Linked DNA regions of Homo sapiens: all the other regions are linked to region 2. The links are chromatin loops, found by intact Hi-C in ENCODE. Cell type or tissue: CD4-positive, alpha-beta T cell. All regions are shown on one strand. Links, peaks and the distances in the headings refer to the core of each region. The heading gives the core; the rest is flanking DNA.

What was found. Peaks named below come from ENCODE experiments on the same cell type or tissue, not always from the same donor. Only the 100,000 strongest peaks of a DNase experiment are listed, where the experiment ranks them.
Region 1: a loop joins it to region 2, with 6 times the contacts of the local background. A loop is called at or near these places in 19 of 110 quality-filtered maps.
Region 3: it touches region 2 in a loop (15-fold over the local background); 15 of 110 quality-filtered maps call a loop at or near these places.

What each region holds. Positions count from the first base shown.
Region 1 is chr3:138,175,446-138,185,985 of GRCh38, forward strand. No RefSeq gene overlaps it. Among named protein-coding and RNA genes, the nearest start is that of DBR1, 5.8 kb to the left of the region's middle. In CD4-positive, alpha-beta T cell, for the core only: CTCF peaks have their summits at 5,381 (motif pointing right) and 5,592; a DNase peak (open chromatin) is centred at 5,366.
Region 2 is chr3:138,911,709-138,922,248 of GRCh38, forward strand. LOC124906289 (a long non-coding RNA gene) reads right to left here and starts at 4,274. Exons shown (of 2, transcript XR_007096114.1): 1 at 4,148-4,274. RefSeq lists silencers at 3,730-3,949, 4,360-4,509. In CD4-positive, alpha-beta T cell, for the core only: CTCF peaks have their summits at 4,098 and 4,362; DNase peaks (open chromatin) are centred at 3,903 and 4,413; H3K4me3 peaks cover 1,290 bases; H3K27me3 peaks cover 427 bases.
Region 3 is chr3:138,063,584-138,074,123 of GRCh38, forward strand. It overlaps DZIP1L (DAZ interacting zinc finger protein 1 like), which reads right to left. Exons shown (of 16, transcript NM_173543.3): 12 at 8,060-8,252; 13 at 4,568-4,784; 14 at 3,948-4,117; 15 at 1,045-1,184. Among named protein-coding and RNA genes, the nearest start is that of DZIP1L, 47 kb to the right of the region's middle. RefSeq lists enhancers at 3,136-3,185, 7,144-7,645. In CD4-positive, alpha-beta T cell, for the core only: CTCF peaks have their summits at 5,178 (motif pointing right) and 5,379; a DNase peak (open chromatin) is centred at 5,188.

The DNA of each region.
Region 1 (10,540 bases), core at 1,421-9,420, 740 kb before region 2:
AAAAAAAAAAAAAGAGACAAAAGAGAAAGAGAGAGAGAAGAAAAGAAAAGAAGCCAGTGTGCTGGCTCACACCTGTAATCCCAGCACTTTGGGAGGCAGAGGCGGGCGGCTCACGAGGTCAGGAGTTTGAGACCAGCATGGCCAACATGGTGAAACCCTGTCTCTACTAAAGATACAAAAAATTAGCTGGGCGTGGTGGCGCACACCTGTAATCCCAGCTACTTGGGAGGCTGGGGCAGGAGAATCGCTTGAACCCAGGAGGCAGAGGTTGCAGTGATCTGAGATCGTGCCATTGCACTCCAGCCTGGGTGACAGGGTGAGACTCCGTCTAAAAAAAAAAAAAAGAAAAAGAAAGAAAGAGATGTCTTTGTTTCACCTTAATTCATAAAGGGTGTGTTTACTGAGTACCGAATACCAGTTAAGCAGTGTGTGTGTGTGTGTGTGTGTGTGTGTGTGTGTGTGGTTTTTTTTTTACAAAGCATTTCAAAAATAGCATTCTATTATCTTCTGGCTTGCATTATCTTCTACTGAGAAGTCACCTATAAACTTAAGGTTTTTTTTCACTGAAAGTAATGTGGGTTTTTTGTTTGTTTGTTTGTTTTTTGTTTTTTTGAGACGGTCTCTCACTCTGTTGCCCAGGCTGGAGGCAGTGGCACGATCTCGGCTCACTGCAACCTCCGCCTCCCCAGTTCAAGCGATTCTCCTGCCTCAGCCTCCCAAGTAGCTGGGATTACAGGTGCACACCACCATGCCCAGCTAATTTTTTGCATTTTTAGTAGAGACAGGGTTTCACCATGGTGGCCAAGCTGGTTTCGAACTCCTGACCTCAAGTGATACGCCCACCTCGGCTTCCCGAAGTGCTAGGATTACAGGCGTTAGCCACCGCGCCCAGCCAGTAATGTGTCTTTTTCTTTGCTATTTACTGTTTTCTCTTTCTCTACTTTCTCTCCCTACTCCTTAAAGCTATTTTAATAAAATATATCTAGGTGGTTTTTTTTTTGAACTTTACTCATTTATGCTTTCTGAATCTATAGCTTGGTATCTTTTTTCAGTTTTGGAATATTCTTGGTCAGTATCTACTTAAATGTTGCTTTTTTTTCTGTCTTTTCCTACTCCTTTGGAATTTTTCCATGGTATTTTACCTATCTTTTATTTCTATTCCATAGTTCTCATTTTTATCAGTGTTTTATTTTGGATAGTTTCTAATAACCTCTCTTCTAGTTTACTAATCCTATTTTGTTCTATGTCCAATGTACAAACTCATTTATTAATGTTTTAACATTATAGTCCTTTTCAATTTTAGGATTTATATTGGATTCTTTTCCAGTGAAGCCAATAGTTTAAAGAGATTCTTTATCTTTTAATTTATTTCCTTCATCTTTTCCTCTCTTTCTCTCATATATTAATCATTGTTATTTTAGGTTGCCTGTCTTCTAAGCCCAATATCTTACTTATCTGCAGAGCTGATTCTATTGTCTGTTTCTGTTTCATTGGATTCTTAGTTTAAAAATCTCGTTTTTTGGCCGCGGTGACTCCCACCTGTTGTCCCAGCACTTTGGGAGGCCAAGGTGGATGGATCTCTTGAAGCCAGGAGTTCGAGAGCAGCCTGGCCAACATGGTGAAACCCTGTCTCTACTAAAAATAAAGAACTTAGCTGGGGGTGGTGGCGCATGCCTGTAATCCCAGCTACTTGGGAGGCTGAGGCGGGAGAATCGTTTGAACTCGGGAGGCGGAGGTTGCAGTGAGCCGAGATTGCGCTGCTGCACTCCAGCCTGGGCTACAGAGTGAGACCCTGTCTCAAAAAGAATAAATAAATAAATAAATATCTCGTTTGTGTGTGTGTGTGTATATATATATATATATATATATTCCAGGATACATGTGCAGGTTATGCAGATTTGTTACACAGGTAAACGTGTGCCATGATGATTTACTGCGCCTATCAACCTATCACCTAGGTATTAAACCCAGCATACATTAGCTATTTTTCCTGATGCTCTCCGTACCTTGCAGATCACTTGAGGCCAGGAGTTCGAGACCAGCCTGGCCAACATGTATCTCTCCAAAAATACAAAAATTAGCAGGGCGTTGTGGCACATGCCTGTAGTACCAGCTACTGGGGAGGCTGAGGCAGGAGAATTGCTTGAACCTGGAAGACAGAGGCTGCAGTGAGCGGAGATTGCACCACTGCACTCCAGCCTGGGGGACAGAGCAAGACCCTGTCTCAAAAAAAAAAAAAAAAAAGAGAGAAGAAAAGAGGATTCTTGGGCTTGGTCTGTCTTCACCTATCTTTACAGGTCCTTGAGTCCTAGCAGTCTCACGGATGATAAAATTCTAAATTAGGATAGTAAATAGAATCCCCAATAGTAGGAATTTAGTTTGATAAAATTAAACTAAGATAAACGAGCAAGCAGGCGCAAATGGCGAATTCCTTAGGACGAACTTCTCAAGGCAAAGACAATTGCCTGAAAGTGAATCAGAATTTAAAAAAATTTTGACACCCCAAAATAATTATTTTTAAATAAAACTTTAAAACCCACCAAGGATTTAAAAACTATCTCCCTCCGCCGGGTGCGGTGGCTCACGCCTGTAATCCCAGCACTTTGGGAGGCCAAGGTGGGCGGATCATGAGGTCAAGAGTTTAAGACCAGCCTGGCCAATAGGGTGAAACCCCGTCTCTACTAAAAATACAAAAATTAGCCGGGCGTGGTGGCGCACGCCTACTACTACTCCTCCTCCCAGCTATTGGGGAGGCTGAGGCAGGAGAATTGCTTGAACCCAGGAGGGAGAGGTTGCAGTGAGCCGAGATCACGCCACTGCACTCCAGCCTGGGAAAGACAGAGCGAGACTCCGTCTCAAAACAAACAAACAAAAACAAAACAAAACAAACAAACAAACAAAAAAACGACCTCCCTCTAAGAGTTTCTAAAATTATCAGTTTTTTTTTTCTTTAAGTGGCCAAGGACTTTTTATTTTCCTGACAAATAGTTTTCCTAACTAGAATGCAAGCTAAATGAAAGTAGGTGAATATTTCTAAAACTTTCAGAAAGGAAGATGACCAAACTGGTAAATAAAGAATGAGTGGGCTAGGCGGAGTGGCTCACACCTGTAAGCTCAGCACTTTGGGAGGCCGAGGCAGGCGGATCACTTGAGGTCAGGAGTTCCAGACCAGCCTGGCCAACATGGTGAAACCCTGTCTCTACTAAAAATACAAAAAATTAGCTGCGCGTGGTGGTGAGTGCCTGTAATCCCAGCTACTCGGGAGGCTGAGGCAGAAGAATCGCTTGAACTTGGGAGGCAGAGGTTGCAGACACTATACTCCAGCCTGGGCAACAGAGCTAGACTCTGTCTCAAAAAAAAAGAAAAAAAGAAAGAAAGAAAGAAAGAAAAAGTGACCAAGACAAAAACAAGCAAAGAAAACACCTCTGGAAAACTTAATCAAGAAAAGATAATCTAATCAAGGCAGTACACAGAACAATAAATCCATCTCTTCCCATTTAAAAAAACTAATTAAAATGAATATTATAGGAAAAAACACCAAAATTAATTAAAAATGAAGCAGTACATGTAAACAGAACAATGATAATAGGAGACACTGTAAAGATTATCAAAGATACGAAGACATTGTGTCCAGAGTGATGTTGGAGCAATTTATTTCAAATTTACAAGGAAGATATGATTTTCATGATATTTAAATTGATCAGGAAGGTAGAAAAATATGGAAATCTAATATTTCTGATTAGTTTTAAATATTTTATTTTCCTTCTGTATAGATTTTGTTGAAATATAATAGAACAATGGATGCTTTTTACATTGTTAAATTTAACTTTTGCATTTTATTTTTAATCTATGGGAATTGTTTTCCTCTAGATCTTTTTTCTCCATGTAAAAAATTTTAATTAAGGTATAGCTTACTTAAAGTAACATAAATAACATTTTAAGTGCACAGTGTGATGATGCACATATGACAACCACCCATATCAAGATATAAAATATTTCCAGGCCAGCCATGGTGGCTCATGCCTATAAACTCAGCATTTTAGGAGGTCAAGGCAGGAGAATTGCTTGAGGCCAGGAGTTTGAGAACACCCTGGCAACATAATGAGAACCCTTTACAAAAAAATTAGAAAGAAAACATTAGCTAGGTGTGATGGTGGGTGCCTGTGTCCCTAGCTATTCAGGAGGCTGAGGTAGGAGAATCACTTGAGCCGGGGAGGTCAAGACTGTAGTGAGCCATGATCATGCCACTGCACTCCAACCTGGGTGACAGAACGAGACCCTGTCTTAAAAAAAAAAAAAGAGAGATTTACCAGAAAAAAAAAAAAACATTATTAGGGCAATTGACAAAATCTGAATAAGATCTGCAAATTAGATAGAAGGATATTAGCATTAATTTCCCAATTTTGATCATTTCACTGGTGTTATATAAAGGAATTCCTTGTTTTCAGGAAACACACACTGAAATATTTAGGTGTAAATGGACATCATTTCTGAAACTTATTCTCAAATTACATATATATATATAAGTAAAGATATATATATATCTTTACTTCTCTGCTCATACCTGTATTGCAGGGGCTAGAAGCTAAGGAACCACATTTTTTGGATTCCCTTGCCACCTTAGTTCTGGATTAGGTTTTACAAGTGGGAGGCACTTGTGTGAGATTAGGAGGTAGAGGAAAGGTAAAAGCTGTTTCTTTTCTGTCTCTGGCAACTGTGGTAGCAGCAGACAAGCCTGACCTTCTCAGTGGCAGCCAGCACCCTAAGCTCCTTCAGTGGTGATGAACGTTCTGCAGCTCCTGATCTCAAGTAAAATAAACCCTGCCTGTTTGCAACTTTAGGTCTTCCAATAACTTGTCATCTTTTTGTTTAAAAAACTTAGAAGGGATTCTGTTTTCCTGTATGATATGCCAGTCAAGATGTTATTCATGTAAAAGGCAGCAAGCAGATGTTTTTGACCACTGAAAAGAACTCCAGGGAGACAACACTCATGGACCCTTCCTAAAAAAAAAGACTATAATGAAATCCAGCCAAATAAGAGGTGAATAAAAATAAGAATTCAGGAAGGAAGAATTGTGTTTAAAAGATGGATGATTAAAAATGGAGCAGTGTAAAGGGACAGGAAATGTTGCAGAGTAGTTAATACAAGGTAGTTCAGGAAGGCCTTGCTGTTAGGGTGACATATTGAGCAGAAACCTGCATGAAATAAGGGAGTGCACTATGGTGTATTTGGGCAATGGGTTTTCAAATTCGCTTATAAGTAAAGTGTTAACAAACATCAGGAAAAACATTCATCATTGCTATCCATATCTTATAATTGAACTAAGTGATTATGGCACCTATTACCACCTGATGGCAGCACGCTACAAGAAAGCTGAGAGACAGAGACCTATGCCTGATGCAGTAAAACTGTAGTCAGTAATTGTACAGAAAAGCAAACATCACAGACAGATAAAAGAGTCCTGTGGTGTCTCTAATCTCTGAACTTATCAGAAATTTGGTAGACTTTCTGATTTTAGCAGGAAAAAAACAAGGAATATCTCCTGTGTATAGGTTTTATGGCTTCCAAATTATGTTCCTGTATTGTTAAGTGGTAAAAAGATCAGATCTGTTTTGTGTAATTTGTTATTATTGCTTCCCCATTTGAAATGCATCTGCCTAATGTGGTCACCCTTGCTTGAGGGAAGTAGGGGAGCCTTTCTATTACCTGGGCAATCCAGAAGGTCATATAACCATCAAAGATGGGCTGATAGTATATAGAGTGTTTCTTCTTCACCTATAAATAATTGGGGCTCTTGTCCTAATATGATTTTGGACAATCTGCCAGTGTTTCCACATCTATATCCAGGGAAGTAGTATCTTAATTGTTCGATTAGACAAATGTTCACGGATGAGCCATGATCTGTGTGGAATAGCATGCAGGGCTTTGCCTGCTTCATTCCTATTTACACTTCAGGTCAGAGCTTGGGTGCCAGCTCTACCATAAGGCCCTCCTATGATCTCAGTTCTGGTGAGGTTTCTCTCCTATGTACTCCCTTGGCCCCACACCCTCTCACTTACCACCCTACAGTGTAGTGACTTGTTAGCTTGACTCTCTACTTCTTGCCTGAAAGCTCTGTGAAAACAGGGAATATATCCATCTTGTTCATAATTGTATTCCACTCCTGGGCATTGTGCCTGGCACATAGTAGGTACCTAGTATATCTCTATCTATCTATCTATCTATCTATCATCTATCTATCTATGTTTTGTCAAATGAATAAATTTCCAGGATCCTTAGCTAGGTTCTCTTTTGTGAAATTCTTTTCATTATTAAAATAAATTAAAAGAGTTTCTTTTTCATTATTAAAGAAAAACAGTTGCTCAATCCACAGTGACTCAATTTTTTACACTTACATTTTTCATTGTGTATTTCCTAAAAACAAGGGCATTCTTTCCATGACAGCAGTACAATTATCAAAATCAATACATTAGCAATGATACCTTATCTACAGACTTTATTCAAATTTTTCCAATTTTCCCATTGATGTCCTTTATAGCAAAAGAAAAAAAAGTTTTCCCTTTTCTGAGATCCAATTACAGATCACAGGTTGCATTTAGCTGTCATATCATTTTGGTGTCCTTTAATCTGAAACAATTCCTCAGTTTTTCTTTCATGATATTTTTGAAGGGTATAGGTATGTTATTTTGTAGAATATTTCTTAACTAGGGTTTATCTGATGTTTCCTCATGATTATATTCATGTAGTTTTGGCAAGAATACCACAGAAGTAATTTTGTGTTCTTCTCAGTGCATGATATCATGGTGTTTATTGCATTACTGGTGATACCAATTACAATGACTTAAATAAAATGTTACCTACCATTAGTAGGTATCTAATGGCAGGTACTCTACTATCCTTAGTATCTTGTAGAGTGATACTTTAAGACTGTGTAAATATCCTGTTTCTCTTAATATTTTCACCACTTAGTTGTGGCATCCATTGATGATTCTTGCTTGAAACAATTATAACTCACACAGTTGTCAAGTGTTGATTTTCTTTTCTTTTTTTTTTTTTTTTTTTTTTGAGAGAGAGTCTTGCTCTGTCACCCAGGCTGAAGTGCAATGGCACGATCTCAGCTCACTGCAAACTCTGCCTCCTGGGTTCAGGTGATTCTGGTGCCTCAGCCCCCACATAGCTGGGATTACAGCTGTGCGCCACCATGCCCAGCTAATTTTTGTATTTTTAGTAGAGGCAGGTTTTTGCCATGTTGACCAGGCTGGTCTCAAACTCCTGGTCTCAAGTGCACCCGCCTTGGTCTCCCAAAGTGCTGAGATTACAGGTGTGAGCTACTGCACCCAGCCTGATTTTCTAATTCTATCATTTCTTCTACATTTGTAAGTTGGAATTCTACCATAGCAGTAATTCAATTTTTAAATGAGTATTTTCTTTTTTACTGTGGTTTCTAATTTTAAAACTTTGTAAACATCTCACTACTTCTATTTTAGCCATACACATATTTCTTTTATTTTCTTTTTAGTTTTTATTCTGAGACATGGTTTCACTCTGTCACCCAGGCTGGAGTGCAGTGCCACCATTTCAGCTCACTGCAACCCCTGCCTTCTGGGCTCAAGCCATCCTCCCACCTTGGCCTCCCAAGCAGCTGGGACCACAAGCTCAAGGCACCATGCCTGGCTAATTCTTGCTTTGGTTTTTTTTTTTTGGTAGCAAAGGGATTTTGCCATGTTGCCCAGGCTGGTCTTGAACTCCTGAGCTCAGCTCAAGTCAGCCCATCTCCGCCTCCCAAAGTGCTGGGACTACAGACATGAGCCACTGCGCCTGGCCAGGCATATACATTTCACACCCTCTGTGGACCTGATGAATTATTGATGCATTATTTCCCACCGCAAAAGCCCTTGTGGACTTTCCTTTATAGGTTGGTTGCTTAGATGAACATTCGGTAGTCTCATCTGGGAAAGTCCTATTAAGTCCCAGAGGACTGTAGGAGCTCTGGAAAGAACTTTGGAACCAGAGAAACCTGTACCAAAATTGATTCAGCCTCTTACTCCCCAAGCAACCTTAAGCAAATTATTGAACCTCTCACAGTCTCATTGTTTTTTTTTTGTTTTTTGTTTGAGACAGTGTCTTGCTCTGTCACCCAGGCTGGAGTGCAGTGGTGCGATCTCAGCTTACTGCAACTTCCACTCCCAGGTTCAAGCAGTTCTCCTGTTTCAGCCTCCCGAGTAGCTGGGATTGCAGGCAGGTGCCACCACGCCTAGTTAATTTTTCTATTTTTAGTATCGACGGGGTTTCACCATATTGGTCAGGCTTGTCTCAAATGCCTGACCTCAGGTAATCCACCCACCTCGGCCTCCCAAAGTGCTGGGATTACCGGCGTGAGCCACTGCGCCCAGCCTCACAGTCTCACTTTTATTCCTGTCTGCTGAGGGAAAGAACCATGTCTTTGTTCCACTTCAAAACTCTAGTTCAGTGCATTCACAAGAAAACCTGTAGTTAGTGTCTGTTGAACTGCATTGTATCTCCTCTATACTGTTGTTAGTCCATTTTCTTTTTTATTTAAAGTATTTCATCTGTTTTCCTTTTTTTTTTTTTTTTTTTTTTTGAGACCGAGTTTCGCACTTGTTGCCCAGGCTGGAGTGCAATGGCGCGATCTTGGCTCACCACAACCTCCGCCTCCCGGGTTCAGGCGATTCTCCTGCCTCAGCCTCCCGAGTAGCTGGGATTACAGGCATCCGCCACCATGCCCAGCTAATTTTTTTGTATTTTTAGTAGAGACGGGATTTCTCCATGTTGGTCAGGCTGGTCTCGAACTCCCGGCCTCAGGTGATCCACCCACCTCGGCCTCCCAAAGTGCTGGGATTACAGGTGTGAGCCACCGTGCCCAGCCCGTTTTCAAGTCTTTTTAAAGATTCTTCTAAATTTCTTTTGGGACCATTCAGGTTTTGGATTATACCTATCTCCCCACACTTTAAACTTTCCTATTTTTGTATAGATACATTTCTCTCTGGCTTTGTTTCTCATCTTAGGCAGTTCCACAAAGATATTTATAAAGATTTTTCAGATTTTTTTCTGGCTACTTCTTGTTTTGCATTTCATTTTTTTTCTTCATTAAACTCACACTTTGTTGTCTTTTTTTTTTTTTTTACAGAAATTAATACTGCTCTAAGAGCCATGGAACGACAGGGAGAAGTTTCATTTCTGTTTGCAGAGTAGTCAGCATGGATATTTTCCTCTCCTCACCACAGTGCCAAATTTAACTGTTTTTGTTTTTTTCTGCAACCTCCACTTCCCGGGTTCAAGCAATTCTCCTGTCTCGGCCTCCCGAGTAGCTGGAACTACAAGTGCATGCCACTATGCAAGGCTAATTTTTGTATTTTTAGTAGAGATGGGGTTTCGCCATATTGGGCAGGCTGGTCTTGAACTCCTGAACTCAGGTGATCCATCAGCCTCAGCCTCCCAAAGTGTTGTGATTACAGGTGTGAGCCACCGCGCCCATGCTTAACTGTTTTGTTATCGTCACATGCAGGCTGAATCAAAAATTCCTTTTATCTTCCAATTTCTACTCATTACTTAAGAGTGTACCTAAAGTTATTTATCAGCAAAATTTGAACTGGGAGCAAGATTCCTGATCTCCAAGCTTAGGAGTTGGCTATTCAATGCTTTCTTCCTGTAAAATGTCTATGTCAGTCTTCTGGATATAAAACAGGAAAGCCTGGGTAACAGACAGAGGTGTGAGATGTCTTGAGTCACATTTCTAGCTCCTCCCCGCTCGGATTTCAGCCACAGCAGCAGTGACAGTTCTGTGCAAGCTCAGATTTATGCTGCCTATATCCCACCCTAAGATGAAACCTGCAGACTCTGCTTTTTTGTATCAGGTTAAAGAAGCCCGTTCTGTTCTGGGCACAAATATAATCCAGGAGGGCAGGGAGTTAATAGCCCTAGGGAAATCCTCAACCAATACATATGGTATTGGTGGATGAATGCTGTAGCTTCAAGATGGACAATCCAGAGAGGTATTCTGTATGTTTTCAGAGGTGATTGAGGAATAAACAGTGGCATCAATAATGGACAATTATCTTGAATATTTATTCTTTCTTTTTTCACTCTCCCTGACCTATCAATTTTGTTCCCTGAAAGCACTTACTAAATAAACAAAATGCACCCAAATCTTCGTCCCAGGCTCAAACTAAGCCAAAAATTCGTACAACAAACATTTACTAAGTGACTGTGCTAGGCACTGAGATAGACAACCTAGAAGATAAAACTCCCAGTGCCTGTCTTGAAGTGTATAGTGAGACAAACACGGAAACAATTAACAACAACAAAACCACCCTACAATTAAAGTGAAGTATGAAGGCATGGGGGAAAGGGTATCTAACCCATGCCTGGGGGAGACAATTCCTGGAGGATGTATTGCTTGAGCTAATGGATGGAGTGTGGATCAAATACAGTTATAATGACTCTATATACTATGTATTAGGGTTATGTTCTGCCCCATTGCAGTATGCAGTACATGATGTGATTTTAGGTGGTCCATGG
Region 2 (10,540 bases), core at 789-8,788:
AATGTACTATAATTTATTTAACCAGTCCACCAATTGATAGGTGCTTGGTTTTTTCTTATTCTCTGTGATTACAAACAATGTCGTAATTAATAACTGTGTACATTCCAGGTATGTGAGTATATCTGTAGAATAAACTTCTAGCAGTGGAATAGCTAGGCCAAAGGGTATTTAGATTTGTCATTTAACAGTTAATTGCCAAAATCACCTTTCATAGGGATGGTACAAGTTTGTCTTCTGCCCTTAATGTGCCTGTTTCTCCAGAGTTTTGCTGATTCAAGATGTTAACAAACCTTTTTAATCTTTGCCAGTATGAAAGGATAAAAATAATATCTCAAAGTTGTTTTAATTCATTAAGATTAGCCATATAAAGCTGCCGTTTTTAAGGTAAAACTAATCGTTGAATAGTAGCAATTTCATATTCTTTTATTTCTTTGTGAGATTGTAGATCTCAGTTTTTTTTTCGGATTTCTTCTGTTTTTAATTTAATTTTTTTATTTTTAAAATTTCATTAGCTTTCGGGGTCCAAGGGATTTTTGCTTGCATGGAGATGGACTGGGGGCCAAGACTTACAGGAACCAGATAAGACGCCTGAAAGAGTATGGTTAGATGGGGCAAAGCTAGGAAACTCTTGGGCTCAGCTAGGCCTGATAGGATCAGTATGTGTTGCTCGGTCTCCTCTAGGCGCTTGTGTTTGTTCCAAATCTAGCAGAACAAGCTGCTTCAGCCCAGCCCAGAGCACTAGCAGGGATGAAATGATGGGAAACTTGGGCTCTGCACATCCAGAAGTCTTGTAGCTCTGCTGAGCTCAGACTTGGAGTTACTCCAAGGGGCTGCCCCATCACATTTTGTTTGTTGTGAGCCTCAGAGCCCCAAGAGCCTGTCCTATCTTCTTTCTCTCTCTGTGGCGCTCAATAAGTACTTGTCCTGTCCTGTCCTGTCCTGGGCACTGAGGGTGGAGAGAAGAAACAAAGCAGAATGAGGGGGTGTTCTACCTTCAGGACTCACCATTATCGGAGGCTATCTCCTTGGGGGTCCCCAGAGCAGCCCCCTGCCCTCTCAAAAGTTTTCATGACTCTTATTGTGAGTACCTAAGCTTTTCTTTGTCTTTTTTTTTTAAATTGAAGACGATTTTACATGTAATTTTCCTACATCCGCACATCTAGACCTGCTTTGATAACTTTAAAGGCTACATAAGCTTTCACTGGATGGATACATCATAATTTTTTAACAATTCCTGTGTTGATGGACATTTAGGTTGTTCTTGCCTTTGACAGCACTGCCACAAACCTTTTTTTATGATTCTTTGTGCAAATGTGCAAGTGTAACTGTTGAATAAGCTCCTAAAAGTAGAACTGTTGGGTTAAAAGATGTGTGCATTTAAAAAAGTTGATTAGTATTGACTGACTGTTCAGATAACAGCTCAAATTGTCTCTCATTGGAGAAACAGAGGCCCCCAGAGGCCAAGTCCCCTCCAGTCCTCCCTATGTCACATATCCCAATGTTCCACAGGACTCACTGCTTTTTCACATTTGGTCTGACTTGCTGATATGGGTCTCAAATTGTCTCCCATTAACACAATCTTCTTAAAATTACATTTTCTTCTATAGTATGGATAGACCATAATTGGATTCATTTCCCTATTGATGGAACTTTATTGAGGTTGCCTCGGGATGGCGCTATGCAGATAATTTTGCAAAGAGCATTTGGGGCAGTCACGGTGGCTCATGCCTATAATCCCAGCATTTTGGGAGGCTGAGGCGGGAGGATTACTTGAGGTCAGGAGTTTGAGACCAGCCTGGCCAACATGGGTGAAACTCCACCTCTAACAAAAAATACAAAAATTGGTTGGGTGTGATGGCAGGCGCCTGTAGTCCCAGCTACTGGGGAGGCAGAGGTGGGAGAATCTCTTGAACCTCGGAGATGGAGGTTGCAGTGAGCTGAGATGGCACCACCGCACTCCAGCCTGGACGACAGAGTGAGACCCTGTCTCAAGAAAAAAAAAAAGAAAAAAAGAAAAAAAAAGACAAATTGCACTTCTGCCCAAACCCTTGCCTGAGCTAACAATAGTAGCTAACATGTATTGAACACTTTCTATGTGTCTGCCCTGCCCTTTGCAATGTATTAGCTCAAAACTCCGATTAATTAGATATTTTTATTAGCTTAATTTTACAGATGTGAAAGCTGAGGCAGACAGATAAATGGCATGTTCAGGGTTTTAGAGCTGATAAGAGACGGGGTTGGAGTTAAAATCCACGTTCTAGTTCCAGTCAGTGGGCCTGCCTGACCACTGTGCAATTCCTGGCTGCAAGTCCCAGCCTGGGGCTTTGGGTGCAAAGGGTGGCCATATTTAAAAGTGAGATGCTGTCCAATTACTCTCCCAAAGGGCTATGCCATTCTCTGGTACCACCAGAGTAAGAGTGAGGCCCTTTTTCTCTTCAAGGAGTATGTCTTTTTCTTTTTTTTTTTTCTTTTTTTTTTTTGAGACGGAGTCTTGATGTGTTGCCCACGCTGGAGTGCAGTGGCACGATCTCGGCTCACTGCAAGCTCCGCCTCCCTGGTTCACGCCATTCTCTTGCCTCAGCCTCCCGAGTAGCTGGGACTACAGGTGCCTGCCACCACGCCTGGCTAATTTTTTGTATTTTTAGTAGAGACGGGGTTTCACCGAGTTAGCCAGGATGGTCTCAATCTCCTGACCTCGTGATCCGCCCGCCTCGGCCTCCCAAAGTGCTAGGATTATAGGCGTGAGCCACTGCGCCCAGCCAGGAGTGTCTTTTTCTTTTCTTTTTTTTGAGACGGAGTCTCACTCTGTTGCCCAGGCTGAAGTGCAGTGGCGCAATCTTGGCTCACTGCGATCTCTGCCTCCTGGGTTCAAGCGATTCTCCTGCTTCAGCCTCCCGAGTAGCTGGGATAACAGGCGTGCGCCACCACGCCTGGCTAATTTTTGTATTTTTAGTAGAGACGGGGTTTCTCCATGTTAGTCAGGCTGGTCTCCAACTCCTGACCTTGTGATCCGTCCGCCTTGGCCTCCTAAAGCGTTGTGATTACAGGCGTGAGCCACCGCACCTGGCAGGAGTGTGTCTTTTTCATTTCCATATCCCTGGGTGTAGGGGATATGGAAATGAAATATACCCCACATAAGGTCCAGCATGGAGCAGGTAGGTGCCTGTGGGACGGCTGGATGGATGAATGGATGGATGAAGGGGAGCAGACAGGTGTGGAGAGAGGGAGGACAGGTCACACCAGAGGGGCCATTGCTCAGTGTGGCATCTTGCCTCTAAAACTCATTCATTTAACACGTTGAAGTGTTCCTTATTTTTCGGTTCCTAGCTGACTCGCCCCTTCCTGGAGGGATCTGCTGAAGCGTCCCTCTCCGATCAGAGCCTTCCCTGACCTTCCTGTCTCCACCGCACCATGCATTCCTCACCCTCCTTATCCCGCTTAGTTTTTCTCCACAGCATCTATCCTCACCGTACATGCATTTACACTTCTGTTTTGCTTATCGTTTTCCCCATCCCCGCAGGGGAGAATAGGAACCTCACTAGGGCAGAGGCTTTGTTTGTTCACTGATTCATCACCGGGACTTAGGACATTTCCTGCTGTTGTCGCTCAGTCAGTATTTGGTGAATATGGCCCCTGTTATTCACTGTTCCAGGAGCTGGGAGTGCAGCGGCGGGCGGGACAGAGACCCCGCCTTCAGGGCTCGACATTAATCCTGCCTGAAGGTGGGAGCCCGAAGAGCCTCTCCCAGCCCTGGGCTCCAGATCACTTTGTCCCTTCCTAAAGAAATCTAAGGCTGGCAGCGACGGCTCTCCCTTGGGCGCAACAGCCGCGCCCCCGGCGGCAGGCCCGCCCCACAGCGCCCCCTGGCGGCCCCGAGCGCGCCGCACTGGAGCCCCGCGCTCCGCAGGCGAGCTGGAAACCCCGGGAGCTCCGGGGCCATTTCCTCCCAACTTTCGGACACTTCTGCTTTCGCCCGGGGCGGGAAGAGGAGGAGGGCTGGGGGAGGGCGCAGCGCAGGGCGGGGCAGGAAGGCTGGGGCTCTGGCGCTTTCTGCCACGGCGTCATCTGGAAGACCCGCTTTTTCAAGGGCGAAGACCCCACATTCTTGGAGGGCCTAGCTTTCCTCCGGGCCCAGCTCTACACTCACCTTACGCCTCTTCTCCCCGCGGGAGGTGAGGGGTTGCGGGGTCACAGGAGGAGGCGAGGGCCGGGCCAATGTTCGTCCTGCCGCCCTACGTCCCCTAGGTCCTGCACCAGGGTTTTGGGGCCAAAGCAAGCAGTGCCTCTGTGTTTGGGGTGGAGCTTCTTCACGGTCTGTGAACACTACGCGCAAGCCCTCGGGCGCGGTATGGGCGAGTGCCCTGCCCTGGCGGGGGTCCCAGGGATCCGCAGGGAGGGGAAGGCCTCCGAACAGAAGTCAGGGCGCCACCTGGCGGCCGCAGCCCACAGCCCACAGCCCACAGCCCACAGCCCGCAGCCCGCAGCCCTCAGAGCCCAGACGCGCCTTAGGGGCCGCTTGGCCAGCGGGATCTGCAGACCCTAACCCTCCTGCAGGATCCCGGGCCCATTTCCCGTAGTGGTTGCGGGCCTGGGTCACTGACATACGTAAGGTATGACAATCCTACGCTAAGGTAGGATTGGACTTTGAAGAGCTGAGCAATGGCTGGGCATGGTGGTTCACTCCTGTAATCCTAGCACTTTGGGATGCTGAGGCAGGAGAATCGCTTGAGCCTAACAGTTCGAGACCCTGCCTCTACAATAAATTAAATAAATAAATAAATAAATAAATAAATAAATAAATAAATAAAAAAGGAGCCAGGTGGGCCTGGTGGTGCGCGCCTGTACTCTCAGCTACCCGAGAGGCTGAGGTGGGAGGATCTCTTGAGCCTGGCAGGTCCAGGCTGCAGTGAGCTGTGATTGCACCACTGCGCTCCAGATTGAGCGATAAAGTGAGACCCTGTCTCAAAAAGCAAAACAATATATAAAAGAGCTGAGCACCGACCAGTCCAAGCATGAGAATGGCTTCTGTTGCTGTTGGAACTGAAGTTTCCTGACTTCATGGATGCCCTGAGGGCTCAAAATGGCTTTACCTCCTCTCCATAGTTCTCTTTTTTTCTCCTCTGTCTATATTGTTCCTTTTATTCAGTCTTGATAAAGTGTGTGTGTGACAATAAAATGAATACATAGTCGCTATTTTTAAAAATGGAGAAAGTTCCTGTGGTTCCTGTTGGAAGTTTTCCCCTTCCTGAGAACATGGGTCTGTGCTCACTGGAAATGCAGGTTTGCTGGTTCTCCTTCCTTAATCCTGGCAGGACTCTTGGCCCGGAGTCAAGTCCACTCCCCTTCCTGGTGTGGGCAGGAATGGCCCATTTATCTCCAGGGCTGGAAGCACCTTGGAGGCAGCTCTGGAATTGGTGAGGCTTTGGGGGTGGGAGGTAGGGGGTGTCAGAAGGGAGGCATTGGGCATCCTCAGATGTTTCTCACTTTTTTCCTTTTGCATAACTTGATTAATTTTTTTTTTTGTGAAGTTCTTGCCCATTCAAAAACAGTTTTATTTTATTATTATTATTTTTTTTGAGACAGGGTCTCACTCCGTCACCCAGACTGGAGTGCAGTGGCACAATCACGGCTCACTGCAGCCTCCACGTCCCTGGGCTCAGGTGATCCTTCCACCTCAGCTTCCTGAATAGCTGGGACTACAGGCGTGCATTGGCTAATTTTTTTTTTCTCTCTTTCTTTCTTTTTTTTTTTTGTAGAGATGGGGTTTCACCATGTTTACCAGGCTGGTCTTGAACTCCTGGGCTCAAGCTATCCACCCCGCTCTGCCTCCCAAAGTGCTGGGATTACAGGCGTGAGCCACTGTGCCTGGCCAGTTTTATTTTATTGTAGTAGGTTTGCCTGTTGTTTCGTCTTATTTTTTTTCAGACATGGTCTCACTCTGTCGCCCAGGCTGGAGTGCAGTGGTGTAATCTCGGCTCACTGCAGCCTTCACCTCCTGAGTTCAGGTGATCCTCCCACCTCAGCCTCCCAAGTAGCTGGGACCACAGGTGGGTACCACCACACCCAGCTAATTTTGTTGTTGTTGTTGTTTTGTAGAGATGAGGTTTCGCCATGTTCCTCAGGCTGATCTTGAACTCCTGGGCTCAAGTAATCCCTGCCTTGGCCTCCCAAAGTGCTGGGATTACAGGTGTGACCCACCGCGCCCGGCCAGTTTTATTTGCTTGTATTAGGTATACCTTGTTTTATTAGTAGCCACTCATAACACGGATGCCCCCTTCTCAGTTGATCTGATTTTCTTACAAAGGGTCACATCAGTGATGGGCCAGTATCCCAGATCTGGGGTGGCAGAAACCAAGGTTGGTGGTCCACTTTCCCACTTTGGTCAGGGGTGTCCAGTCCAAGAAGTCCAGATTCCAGTAATAGGAAAGTTAGGCTGTCTTCTCCTTCTCTTTCTCCTCCTCCTTCTCCTTCTCCTTCTCCCTCTCCCTCTCCCTCTCCCTCTTCTTCTTCTTCTTTCTTCTTCTTCGACAGTCTCCTCTGTAGCCCAGGCTGGAGTGCAGTGCCAAGATCTCAGCTCACTGCAACCTCCACCTCCCGGGTACAGCCTCCCAAGTAGCTGGGATTACAGATGTGTGCCACCACACCAGGCTAATTTTCATTTTTAGTGGAAACAGGGTTTCCCCGTGTTAGCCAGGCTGGTCTTGAATTCCTGACTTCAAGAGATCTGCCTGCCTCAGCCTCCCAAAATGCTGGGATTACAGGCGGGAGCTACTGAGCCCAGCCCTGCTGTCTTTATTTTCTACCTTACATAGTACAAAATCATATTTGTTCATTTTTTGTTACTTAAGAAATTTTTTTATTAGAACATTTCATTTCATAAAATAGAATGTATATCCTATTTGTTCCTAATAAACACCTGAAAATGCCCACTTCAACAATTCTGCTGATATTATGCTCCAACATATAGATGTCTTCTTTCAAAGAGCTGACAATCCCATCCTGGCTAACACAGTCAAACCCCGTCTCTACTAAGAATACAGAAAATTAGCTGGGTGTGGTGGCACGCGCCTGTAGTCCCAGCTACTTGGGAGGCTGAGACAGGAGAACGGCGTGAACCCGGGAGGCGGAGCTTGCAGTGAGCCGAGATTGAGCCAGTGCACACCGGCATGGGCGACAGAGTGAGACTCCGTCTCAAAAAAAAAAAAAAAAAAATGAAAAGAGCTGATAATCTATGTCATGTGGTTTATTCAGGCAGCTCAGGGGTACACAGAGTGAGGACAGGTCTATGCTCATAAACCAGGATCACAGAGGTTCCTGCTCTTGTGAGGCCCCAGGCCATTGTCTACTGTGGTGCTTCCCAGGTTTTTGGAGTTCATGAGCCCATGGAGTATTGGGCAAACCACACAGACTTGTCAATTGTTGATTTGGCACATCAGGACATTATTAGCAAAGCCAAATTCTATTATCAATTCAGAAAAGAAGGGATATTTTAATACCAAGAGCTTCTAAATGTAAGCTTCTCTCATTTCACCAAGGACTGGTAGAATAGGTAAGGATCTGCTGGTAGACCTGGCTGGTTCCCTTCACAGTTGGGTTGCTGCCTCGAGTACTCAAGGCCTCGACAACAAAGGGAGGGATATTCATTGTGGTTGTGAGTCTCTCAAAATACAGGCTTCACAGTGTCAAACCCAGTGTTTCACCTGCCCAGCCTGTTGCTGGTCGCCATCTCTGGGCTCTGGCACCTTTGGGACAAGTTTCTGTCGTTGCACTTCCCACGTTGTTTCATGGGCTTTACTGCCCCCCTCAGTGGCTTGCTGGCTAAAGACAGGAACCACATTAGATCTGACTGCTGGCTGCCCAACACTCAGCAAGTGCTCACCAAATGCCTGTTGCCCACATGAATTAAACTCAGTTTCACTCTTTTGTATCTCCAAATAATGAAAGAAATACTCACTGTACACTGCTTGAAAAATGAGAGGGGAAATGGCCAATTTCATGCTGAGAAAGGAAATATATTTGCTAGTTTTTCCCACAGGCTATTTTATAGCTACTTGATTTCATTTAGGTTGTGGTTATTTTCTGCTGGGCAATCTTTACTCCAAAGAGATGAGGGACCCATGCTTTGCATTGTCCCACCTTCTATAACCATGGTTCTCAGCCTTGCTGCACATTAGAAGCACCTGGGAGAGCTTAAAATACTGATGCTCAGGGGCCCACCTCTGACCAGCTCAATCAGACTCTCTGGGGGTAGGGTCTGAACATTGGTTTTTGTTTGTTGGTTTGCTTCATCTCTGAGAAAAACTCAGTGATGAGTTTTTCTCAGTGATTGTAATGTGCGTCAGTGGCTGAGAACCTGTGGCCTAGACACACTTTTTGGGCTCTTGCAACCGAGTGAGAGCCAGTGGTGAGATGGGGGAAGTCATGGACAAGGAAGGAGGGGAGACTGGAATTCCAGATATAGTCCGCAACTTCCCGTGGACTTGGACTTAAGCCCTTGGTTTTATCTTCTGTAAGATGGGGATAATGACGGCTGTCTCAAAATGCTGTTGAGATGATCTGAATGCCTGGCACAGAGGAATGCTTGTGATGGTTTCATGTGTCAATTAGGATAAGCTATGGTATCCAGATTTTTGGTCAAACAAGTAGCCTAAATGTTACTGTGAAGGTTTTTTTTTTTTTTTTTTTTTTTTTTTTTGGAGATGGAGTTTTGCTCTTGTTGCCCAGGCTGGAGTGCAATGGCGCGATCTCAGCTCACTGCAACCTCCGCCTCCCAGGTTCAAGTGATTCTCCTGCCTCAGGCTCCCCAGTAGCTGGGATTACAGGCTCCCGCCACCATGCCCTGTTAATTTTCTTTTTTTTTTTTTTTGAGACGGAGTCTCGCTCAGGCTGGAGTGCAGTGGCACGATCTAGGCTCACTACAACCTCCGCCTCCCGGGTTTTCTTACGCCATTCTCCTGCCTCAGCCTCCCGAGTAGCTGGGACTATAGGCGCTCGCCACCACGCCTGGCTAATTTTTTGTATTTTCAGTAGAGGCGGGGTTTCACTGTGTTAGCCAGGATGGTCTCGATCTCCTGACCTTGTGATCCGCCCGCCTGCGCCTCCCAAAGTGCCGGGATTACAGGCATGAGCCACCGCGCCCGACCTTAATTTTTGTATTTTTAGTGGAGACGGGGTTTTGTCATGTTGGCCAGGCTGGTCTTGAACTCCTGACCTCAGGTGATCCACCCGCCTCAGCCTCCCAAAGTGCTGGGATTACAGGCGTGAGCTACTGTACCTGGCTGGTATTTTTTTAAAGCTATGATTAACACTTAAATCAGTAGATTTTATTTTTTATTTTAATTTTTTAATTTTATTTTTTATTTTTATTTTTCGGGACAGAATCTCACTCTGTTGCCCAGGCTGGAGTGCAGTGGAGCAATCTCGGCTCACCCACCAGCTTCCGGGTTCAAGCAATTCTCCTGCCTCACCCTCCCGAGTAGCTGGGATCACAGGCACGCACCACCACACCCAGCTAATTTTTTTTTTTTTTTTTTTTTTTTTTGTATTTTCAGGAGAGATGGAGTTTCGCCATGTTGCCCAGGCTGGTCTTGAAATCCTGACCTCAATTGATGCCCCTCCTCAGCTTCCCAAAGTGCTGGGATTACAGGGGTGAGCCACTGTGCCTGGCCTTAAATCAGTAGACTTTGAGTAAAGCAGATTACCCTCCTTAATAGAAAAGACTGATGTCCCTGAAGAGGTAGGAGTTTTGCTTCCAGACTGCCTTTGGACTCAGGATTGCAGTGTGGGCCCTTGCCGGAGTTTCCTGTTTGTTCGCATGCCTTATAGGTTTTGGATTTTGGCCATCTTGTCGGAAGGAAAAAAATAAGATTTTGGATTTACCAGTCCCTGCAATCGCAGGAGTTAATTCCTTAAAATAAGCCCTTCTCCAACTCCTATTGTTTCTGTTTCTTTGGAGAATGCTGATGAATACAATGCTCAATAAATGATTGCTACTGTTGTTACCATCTAACTCAGTAGTGGCTAGGGCTGGTTTGGGGCAATAAGTAAGACTGAAGCTTTATGGGTCAGGGCAATAGGCATTATCCCAAGGAAATGACAGTGATGAGCTCTCACTATTGAATTCCAGAGTGTGAAGTCCAGATGTGAAGATAAACGCAGGGTGCAGAAATCTTTTCCTTTTCCTCATCTGGAATGTGGAGATTTTCATCAGGAGAGAGGGCCTGCAGCACAGGGTACAGAGCTCCAGACTTGTGGTCAGGAGGCCTGGCTTTGGCTCCTGGCTGAGTCACCAGTTCACTATGCCACCTTGGGCAAGGCCCCAGCCTATTTTATTTTATTTTATTTTGTTTTTTGGCTCCCTGAGGGGGTTGAGCTGGATGATGCGTGAAGTGCTTTCCATCTCGCTGGGGTTTGGTTTCTGCTTCTTAAGTGGTTCCAAGTTGGGCCGCTTGTATTTATGCTCAGGAGAGAGGTCACATGGCTGAATTGTGGCTGTCCTATCCAGGGCTTGAGAAAATGCCACAGACCTTACCCCATGTAC
Region 3 (10,540 bases), core at 345-8,344, 850 kb before region 2:
GCCCCTGCTGGCCACCTGGGCTTTGATACAAGCCATCCTATGCATCTTCTCCAGGAATGTAAGACCGACCAATCAGAACCCATGCAGGGTGCAGGGCAGCAAGCATGCTCTGAGCGGCGCCTCAATCTGTTTGGGGCTGTTGGTGCTCTTTCACAATTTGGAAAAAGGAACAAGTTTTTTCTTTTCAATCATTTGGATGCATTACTCACAAACATACAGGAGCTGTGTGGTAAACCAAACACACTGTGGTAAAGAGCAGGGAGTGCTATCAAAAACCAAAGAATGGTTGCCCACCACTTGAAATTTTAAAGCAATAGCACTGATTATCCCAGGATGCACCTTTTTGATACAGAAAGGTGAGAAAGGAGTGTGAAGTAAAGGGAGCTCTAAAGTTTTCTGCTTGAAAAATAACAGCAGTGTGCAAGTTGTTCCCTGATGGAGGAGAGACGGGCAGTGAGGAGGGTCTGATGATGCTGGGGAAGCCCAACATCTGAGCTCTAAGTCTGAAAATCTGATGGTGGCTACAGTCTGAGGCAAGGAGGCTCAGGTTTCTAAAACAGAGGTATCTAAATATTCCCATCTTGTGCTGTTACCTACTCTGATGTGCTATGCGAGGCCACTCCAGTACCACCCTTGGGGGAGTCCGCTCCACACACATATTGTGTTAGGGTCCATGGCAGAGTGAGGGACTGGGGAGGAGCCCACTGTGGGATGAGACCGGGCTGGAAGAGCAGCTGCTGCAGGATGCCAGACACAGAGTCAGCTCCGAAGCTCTCCGAGAGGCAGGAGATGGGACAATCAAAACTTACTGAGCATTGCTTATATAATGAACCAAAAGGCTTTTTAATGTTAACTTGGATACAAGTATTCCAAACTGGCCATCTCTCCATGTGCACAGGGGCAGAGGGAGGTCACCCACAATGTCCCACTAGGGCAAAGGATGACACTTGCTGGGCCCTCCCCAACCTTCACCCCAGGCCCCCCAAACTCAGAGCTGGTTCTGTAGAGAATTCCAGAGTAAACTCTAAGCATCCTACATCCTACCTGAGGCTTCCTTCCTGGTGTGGCAGCCCTCTGTGGCCCAGCATTGGGCATAAAAAACAGACTGACCCCTCCAGCAGGCTTCTTTGCTGGAGCTTCTAGCTGCTTCTCCAGGTTTTTGACCATCGACTGCACCAGTGTTCCTGGAAGGTGAAAAAGTGGCTGTGTCAGTGGGAGAAGCCTAGAAAATGAACATCTCAGTTTTGTGGCTCATGTCCAGGCTCCAGTGTGGATAGAGGGAATGAGCAGAAGGGCCAGGAGGAAGAAGGCTGAGCAACCACAAAAAAGGAGACAGAGAAGGCCAGGCCAACAGGTACCCAGTGAACAGAGGCTTGGCATATTCTGAAAATGTGACTGTGCAAACTTAATGACATGGCTAGTGACAGAGGCTTAGGAAGCTGTGCTTCCCTCTAATGAGAGGCTGAGGCAGGACCTCTGCTCAGTGTGGGGAATGAACTGTATCACTAACATGCAGTTAGTTCCTCAACATCTTTATACAGAGACAAGAAGAAATATCATAAAGATTAGCACAGGAGGACCACAGGCAAGAATGACTTTCTGCAAAGTCCATGCAGGAAGCAGGAGCTAAGCAGTGACAGAGATCATCAAATAGATCCCTGATGCCTGGCACACCAAGGTAATGTATGAACCTCAGGAATGACCAGGAAGCAGGAAGCTAACTACAGCCTTCTACGATTCAAATGAAATCAAGGTCTGAGCAGACTTTTGGAGCTACAACAGCCCTTGGCTCATTGATTCATTCAAGAAATGTTTGTTAAGGGCCTACGATGTAGCAGGCACTGTTTCCTTGCCCTCTCATTAATCACCTTGTCCAAATACCTCATTTTATAACAAAGGATCAGAAACCACCTGCACAAGGACAAGCAGGTAGTAAGTGGCAGAGCCAAGACTTTCTCTGAAGATTCCTAACACCCAGTCCCAAGACCTTGCCACCCTATTGCCCTTGCCTGGTGGGCATCGATACTTCTCCAAAGATCTGTTTCTGGTGAATTCTGATGGACTGGCAGGCTTGGCTTATGCTGTAAACATGGCCAAGTACTGCAGAGTCTATTAAGAGCAAGAAATTTGCAGACCGCAAGCCTAGCCTGACATCCCAGGGTTTCTACTTACTGACCTTGGAAAGACAAAACTCTAAATTCCATATTCTTTAACACAGCCTTGGCTAGAAAATACAACTGAAGCCAGAAGCTACAGGCCTCAGTTGGCAGTTTTATAGGAAAATCTTGAAAGAATGGGAGTAGACAGTTGTTTTGAAAAGAAGGAGGCTCAACTAGTCATTGCAACCTGTTAGATAGAAAATAATACGTTTAACGAATATTTTCATTCCACTTACCATGACAGTTAGCTCAGGTCTCTACAATGCCCTTTCCACCAACAAGTTGAATTTCTAAGTCTCTTGGCTGAAAAGGGCAAAGAGCTTTCCTGTATGATGAAACAGGCTGCATGGCCCAAAGGCAGCCTGCTATAAAGGTTGACTGTGGCTGCCTCCTCTGTCTCAAGCTTTGCTGGGAAGCCACATTTTTCACAATTGAGTTGTTGCAAAAAGTTATGTGTGTTACACTCTATGTGTTCTTGAAAACTATATTTGTCAAAATGTTCATGGTAGGAAACTGTTTTCCCTTCAAGTTGTAACTGAGGTTTACCTTGGAGGCTACTTTGACCACTGTGATATTTAACTCTATGACCACCAACTCTTGATCTGGTGCTAATGAACTCAAACAGCATTAAAGACTATGGGGATATTCTTAACATTGGGAACACAGCTAAAGGCAGCTCTTTCTGGGGGGAAAAATGGTTTACAAGTAAATAAATAAACAGTGACTCTAACACATTAACTTCAAAAACATCATACAGAATCTCAACTTGCCATGACATCGTTCTGTGGTCTTGGGCCAGTCATAATGTCTATGAGGCTTAGTTTCAACTTCTGTCACGATGTGTGTGGCTCAGCCTTCCCTCATCAGTGCTGTGAGGAGTAAATGAGGAGACTTGTGCGAAGAGATCCACACAGAGCTGAGCACGCGGTGAGCACCCAGCAACACCAACATAGAGGGGAGAGCCTTCTCTCACACGCCTCGAGCTTCCACAGAAGAAGGAACTTCTGCTCTACTCACCGAGATGGACAAGGATAGGAGAAACACCCTCCCAGTTTCTTCCCCACATACTACCCTCTCTCACAGAAGAAGCCAAGCAGAGGGGTGGGCCTACAACACACCCTGGGCCACGGCGCACCTGAAGGAGGGCCGCTGATCCAGAAGACAGTGCCAGCTCTTTCTCTCGGACCCTCCCCGCCCCTGTGGCTGGGGTTGGAGCCTGGCTGGAGTGTACCCTACAGCTGCCTGTTTAAGGGCCTGCACACTCAGGGTCTTCTTTGCAAACCCAGCCCTGCACACAAGTAAGATTGGGATCTGGATTTGGGGAGGCTGGAGGGGCCCCCACTTTGGCCTCAAGTGCGGGTTGTTCCTCTAATCCAGCCCTAACAGGAAGCCTATGCCTCAGGCATTCCTGGGCCCTGTCACCACTACTAGAGCGAGGCTTTGATCTCCCGTAGCTGGCCACAGTGTTTACTCTCTACTGGAAAGAACATGGAGGAGAAAAGGGGTGAATGGCTCCCTTCAACCTCCCACAGTTAACAATTTAATGACAAAACAAGGGGTAAAACTAAACCTTGCTCAAACTCTAGCTTTCTCCTGATATCTCTGCTATCCCACAAAAAAATATCTGAGGCGAAGGAGGACCATCCTTTCCAAGCCAAATAGAGAAAGAGATGTCAAATAAGAAAGCCTAAAGGAAGCTAAAGGGTGTTTCTGGAGCCTTGAGAAATCTGGGCTGGAGAAGGGCTACACCGGTGGTCCCAGCCCACTCACCCAAAGGTGCCAGCTCACCTGAGCCCTGGCCAGGGGGCTGGGCATTCTCCTCCGAGGTCTCTGTGTCAGACCAGTCCCAGTCATCCTTGGGCCGGGGCACCATCCTGGAAGGAACTTTTGGGGGCTGTAGAGACACACGCTGCACACGGTCTCCCTCTGAGTCCTCTTCAGAACTGAACGGGGGCGTGCTGCCACGAGGAGGAGAAGAAATGAGGGATGCATGGGCCAGAAAGAAAACTTCAAAAGCCAAACTTCACCACGCTTCAAGCTGGTTTGGTTTGCTCAGGGCCAGCCCTGCTCCCTCCCTCAGGCCCAGAAGACAGCCAGGAGACCCCTGGAGTGCAGCAGCCACACCAGTATCTCCCTTAGTAGAGCCCTGCCCATCTGAGGATCCAGCCCCTCTGGAGGGGGAACGGGTTTGGGGGAGGACATGGGTAAGGGGAGGGTGGGTTTGTCTTGGCTGGGAGCACAGGTTCTCAAGTCCAGAGCTCAGACTGGACCCCACCTGAGGCACCTTCTATTCACATGTGTCTGCCCCCCTCCTATCTGCAGAAGCCTGGAGGGAGCCCAGAACAGGACTGCCTGAATCCAGGAGCCACCACTGCAGGTGGGGTGAGAGGGCAGAGTCTGGGGCTCACCTCATCCCGGGCCCCGAGGAAGGAGGGGTGCTGGAGGGTCCATGCAGTCCGGGGCGTGGAGCGGGGGCGGACACCTGGGTCAGGCTGGAGCCATGGCTGCCATGGCTCTGACGAGTTGGTGGGGGTGGCTCTGCCGGTGTGGATGGCAAGGCCACCTGCAGGGTCCTGGTCTTTGGCTGGGCCTCTCTGGTGACCAGTGTGCTCTGCTGGCTTTTGACTGGAAACACAGAAAGGAATGATTTTTGGAGTACACCCATGCTGGATCTCAAGCCTAAGAGGAGGGAGAAAGTGGCTCCAACACCCTGGAAATGAACAATTACTCCCTCTCCGTGCTGTAATAACCACAGCAGATTTCATGACTGTTGCCAAATCAGGTGTTCTGCTGGCCAGATTCGAGGCTAGGACCACAGTTCCACAGTTTCATCAGAGACCAGGAGAGCAGCTGGGTGCTCCAGGGTCGTGTTGTCATTACTGAAGACCAGCAGGAGTCCGCGGGCCTGAAGAGGGGCTCAGTAGTCCTAGATGGACTTCACCAAGGCTGCTACCCTCTCCCCAACCCACGCTACAGCCGCTGCACTGCAGGCAGTCCTGCAGGAAGACCCCACTGCCACCAGAGGTCGCCGCAGGACTGCATGAACCATCAAGATCCACTCAAACCTCCTCCCAAATGCAGTCTGGGGCAAGGCAGTACCAAGGCAGGCAATTGGACACAGCCCCTCTGTTTTCCAAATTGCATCAAGACCTATAGCCACAAGAGCGGTCCCGGATCAGCAAGTTTTTATGGGAAGAGAAGAGAGAGAGTGCATCACAGGGAGTCAGACATGTGTGGATTGGGTCACAATGTAAAATGAGTTTCTTACAGTAATTCAAGATCAGAAAATGTTTGAAATACAGTTGACCCCGAAACAACGTGGGGTTGAACAGCCATGGGTCCACTTATACGTGGATTTTCTTCCGACTCTGCCACCCGTGAGACAGCAAGAGCAACCCCTCCTCTTCCTCCTCCTCTTCAGCCTACTCAACACAAAGATAACAAGGATGAAGTCCTTTATGATGATCCACTTCCCCTTAATGAATAGTAAACATATTTGCTCTTCCTTGTGATTTTCTTAATAACATGTTCTTTTCTCTAGCTTACTTTATTGTAATAATACAGCTTATAATTCATATAACATACAAAATGTGTGTTAATAGTCCATATTGTCGGTAAGACTTCTGGTCAACAGTAGGCTATGAGTAGTTAAGTTTTGGGGCAGTCAAAAGTTACACGCAAATTTTCAACTGCATGGGGGGTTTGCGCCCCTGACCCCTGCATTGTTCAAGGGCCAGCTATGCACTGCTCTCAGTGAATGTGTCTACTCAGAAGTGGAGCTTCCAGGAAAGAGTGAACTGAAGAGAAGGGGAAGACAAAGACAAGCCTGCTGGGGGAAAATAACAATAGCTTCCCATGACTGTGTACCAGATACTAAGAAAAGCACTTTACATACAACCACTTGGCCCCCGAGCATCTTCAGAGGCTATCATTTTCCCTACAGAGGCTTGCCCTCAGCTCCACGGAAGAAAGTGGTGAATACAAACCCAGGTTGTCTGTCTGCCCTAATCTTGGGCCCTCACCGCTACTTCCCACAGCCTTGCCCAGGCCACAGAAGAGGCAGGGTCCAAGCAGAAATGGGAGGTGAGCATTAAGACAGCACTTGTGGGACCCAGGAAAAGAATAAAGGTGCAGAGCTGGAAGGAAAGGTCTACAAAATGCCACAAAAACACAGCGCTCATCTCACAACTCAGTAACATCTCCAGAGAAGGCAGAACCCCAGGGCCAGGGAAAGGGAAGGCTGCGAAGGGGGCTCTCCCTCCTGGCTTTTTTACTACAGGAACAAAGGTGTGTGGGAGTGGGTGGGGCGTAGCACCTAGAAGGAGCAAGATACCTTTGCTTTCTCTTGGAAGCCAGCATTCCGAGGGTTTTTCCATTCATCCTCCCCAAGTCCCTGTCCCCTCCCTCCTCTGAGCTCCCACCACCCCCATGCTTGGCTCCATCACATCACCTGGTCCTGGCTGATTTCCCAGGTGAGGTGGAAGGCCCTGGCACAGAGTCAACCTCAGCAAGTACTGTACTAAATGAATGAGTGGGCAAATGAATGAATGAACATTTGACTGAATGAGCAAAAGGATATACGTTTAAATTGGAGCATAAAAGGCAGATTGGCAACCAGGACAAATACCCTTCTGTCTGAGATTTCTATGCAAGATAAAAACCGTCCTTTCCTTAGAGATTTTAAGGCCAGAAGTTTAAACTAAATATTATAGTTTCCCAGGTCATCAATACATTTTTTTACCATATTTTCATGCCAAAATGACAATGCTTTTAAGCACAAAATACCTGCTTGATACTTGTCCAAGTAATAATTTCCATGAGCTCACAGGATTGCTATGTTAGTCTTATTTTCTTCTAATTCACATGAGGAAAAATAAAAATAAGTTATAAAATGATTGGTTGATGTAGCAACTAAAATCATCTCTCATATCCTCAGAGATACGTGGGCCATACTCTGCAAAATTTTTTTGCATGAAGAGCTCAAATCGGTTCTTCCTGGACACAGGAGATACAGAACTGGCCTCCTTCTGGCCACATGTGTCCCTGACTGAGGAGACGAAGTAAAAGGAGCAGGACAGCACCTGCATGAGCAGACCAGACCCACTGAAGCCCTCCCCAGAGCCTCTCACCACAGCAGCCCAGACCCTCTTGGAACCCTCTGGAAACAGGGGGCTCTCAAACCTGGGAACACAAATACACTTGCTCCGTAAGAACAGACTCAAGGGTCCTGGTCCACAGAATTTCGTGTTCCACCAGAACCACAGGGCCTTCTCTTGTCATGACCCCCAGAGCATGGACAAATGGTAAAGTGGCAGCTATGACCTGGCCCAAGGAACCAACTATGAGCTCTGAGAATTCATCTGCGTGCAGAACTGGCCCAGTCTCTCATGCTCTCCCATGGCCAGAGCAGGGGCTATCTGAGCTCTGCAGAAGTTTACATTCAATTGATATTTGCCTCCACCTGCAGCTTCAATGCTCCCGGGCCTCTGCCTGCCTCCCCAGGCTGGCATGCCTGGTGTGTAGAGCCAGAAACTGAATAGGCTGCTCTCTGTTGAAGAGACACTCAACTGTGGTCGCAACAAGCCAAACAGAATGAAGGTGCTAAGGGAGGCAGCATGTCTGCACAGGGACAGTTCAGGCTGACAACAGGCTCCAGCTCCGGCTCTCCTCCAACTTCCCCGAGTGACCCTGGACAAATGCCCCCACTCCACCCCAGATCCTATTTCCTCAACAGAGAACTTCTGGACTCAGTCCCCTGTAAGGACCCTACCAGCTCAGCCCTTCAGAGAAGTGCCCCTAATGGGGGACAGAGACTATACCCTCCTCATGTGCAAACAAGTTTTGGCAAGAATGGGACCCTTACAGGTCACAGCCCTGAGCAAGCCCTCTCCCCAGTGTACCTGAAGGCTGCCCGTCTGGCTGGGACACCACAGCGCCATTCTCCTGTCTCTCCTTCGCTCTGCTGGTGACTTCCTTGACAAGCTTTCCCCTCAGACTCAGAAATTCAGAAAACTTCCGGGCCTTCTGCTCCCGCTGGACTCTCAGCAGGGATTCCAGGTGTCTGAGAGTCTGAATCGAGATTCCCTTTGCATCCTAGAGGAGACAGGAGTTCACCTTTACAGAGAGAGGCTACCCTTCTTCTCCTTCCCCTAAGCCTCTCACACCTGCTGCTGCTGGCCTGGGAGTCTGTGATCAGTGCCTGGTGCTTTTCTTGCAGGACTGGGGGGCATGAAATGAGGATCAGAGAAGGGTAAGCAGCGGCTTCAAAGTTGCTGAAAGTGCAATGGTTCAGGGTTTGGGAGCCCCATCAAAATGTGCACAGCAGGATAATGCAAAGGACTGCGTCACAATTCTGACCACATCATAGCATAAGGGACTTCGTTGGAACATGCTTTTCTACCATCTGACTGAATCCTAGGATAAGAGACCACAGCTTGCTCATTTTTGTACTCCCAATTACTATTATTATGCCAAACACACTGTCCATGGCTAACAATGTTTAAAAAACTAAACTGCTGTAAACACAATCCAAGTACCCTTTCAAGACCTATTGGAAGTTGCTCGAGCTTTTGACATCCACCCAGAGCCCATGGGAGGGTCCAGGGAGGCATCTGAATCCAAGATGAGGATTCATGCAAGGTTAGAAAGGAATGTCTTAATCAAATCTGAATATAGGGCCAAAGTTAGAGTAGTCAGTAGTTGAAAACAATCAAAGTAGTGACCATTCTTCCTAAAATAACCCTAGTTGTCTATTTTTTTTTTCTAACTTACTCTACACAAACAGCATTCCAATAGTGTAATGCTTGGCTAATTTAATAATAGGTGTGTTTTTATTTAATAATAGATTTCATTGGTGCTTCTAATAATAACATACGTGTTCTGGTTAAGCACAATGGCATTCAAATACTAGTTGGAGAGAGAATCCATAGACCCTGTAAAGGAACTGGATCACTGCTGCAGACTCCCTGAGATGCCGAAAACCTGAGTCTGCTTGCTTTCTCAATGGGGAGGTTTGTGGTCTGGGGCAAGTTCCCAGCCCTGGTCACTGGCTGCTTGGAAATAGACTTGCTCCTGTTGGTGGGGCACAGTGCGAGTGAGACCGGACTTTAGGACCGCAGGCTGCGTGGAGATGGGCTGAGGCCTGTGACTGCCAGATTTCCCCCACTTCCCTGGCGACCTGTATGACTCAGCAGAGGCAGCCATAATCCCCCTGGGAATATAACTCCATTGGACTGGGAACACACCCTCATCCCCAACAGTAGCTGCAGCAAGCCACACCCAAGGAGAGGCTGAGCTCAGACACGTCTATCCCTGGCCCCACCTGGTGGTCTTCCTGCACCCGCCCTGGTAGCTGAAGACAAAGGTCATAATCCCTTAGGAGCTGTATGGCCCTGCCCACCGCCTGAGAAACCTGAATACTTAACCAGGTGTCCCTAGGGCAAGTAGGGAAGTATGCATCCTCCCTATAGGACCACAGTTTGAAAGCACCACCTCCTAGCTGGAGGCCAACAAACACAAAACCAATGCACTAAACAAACAAAAAGAAAAAACAAGGACCCTCAAGAGTCCACTTCACTCCCCTACTACCTCCACTGGAGCAGGTGCTGGAATAGTATCCACGGCTGCAAGACCTGAAGATGGATCACATCACAGGACTCTTTGCAGACACTCCCCAGTACCAGCCTGTAACTCTACTGGGTGGCTAGACCCAGAAGATCAAAAACAATCACTACAGTTCAGCTCTCAGGAAGCCCCATTCCTAGGGGAAGGGGGAGAGCACTACATCAAGGGAGCACCCCATGGGACAGAAGCATCTGAACAGCAGCTCTTGAATCCCAGATCTTCCCTCTAACATAGTCTACCCAAATGAGAAGGAGCCAGAAAAACAATTCTGGTAATATGACAAGACAAGGTTCTTTAACACCCACAAAAATCATACCAGCTCACCAGCAATGGATCCAAACCAAGACGAATCTCTGAATTGCCAGAAAAAGAATTCAGAAGGTCAATTATTAAGCTAATCAAGGAGGGACCAAAGAAAGGTGAAGCCCACCTTAAAGAAACAAAAAATGTTATACAAGAGATGAAAGGAAAATTTTTTAGTGAAATAGCATAAATAAAAAGTTATCACAACTTCTGGAAATCAAAAACACACTTAGAGAAATGCAAAATACACTGAAAAGTCTCAGCAATAGAATCAAACAAGCAGAAGAAAGAACTTCAGAGCTCAAAGACAAGGCTTTCGAATTAACACAATCCATAGAAGACAAAAAAGAATTTTAAAAAAATGAACAAAGTCTCCAAGAAGCTTGGGACCATGTTAAACATCCAAACCTAAGAATAATTGTTATTCCCAAGGAAGAAGAGAAATCTAAAAGCTT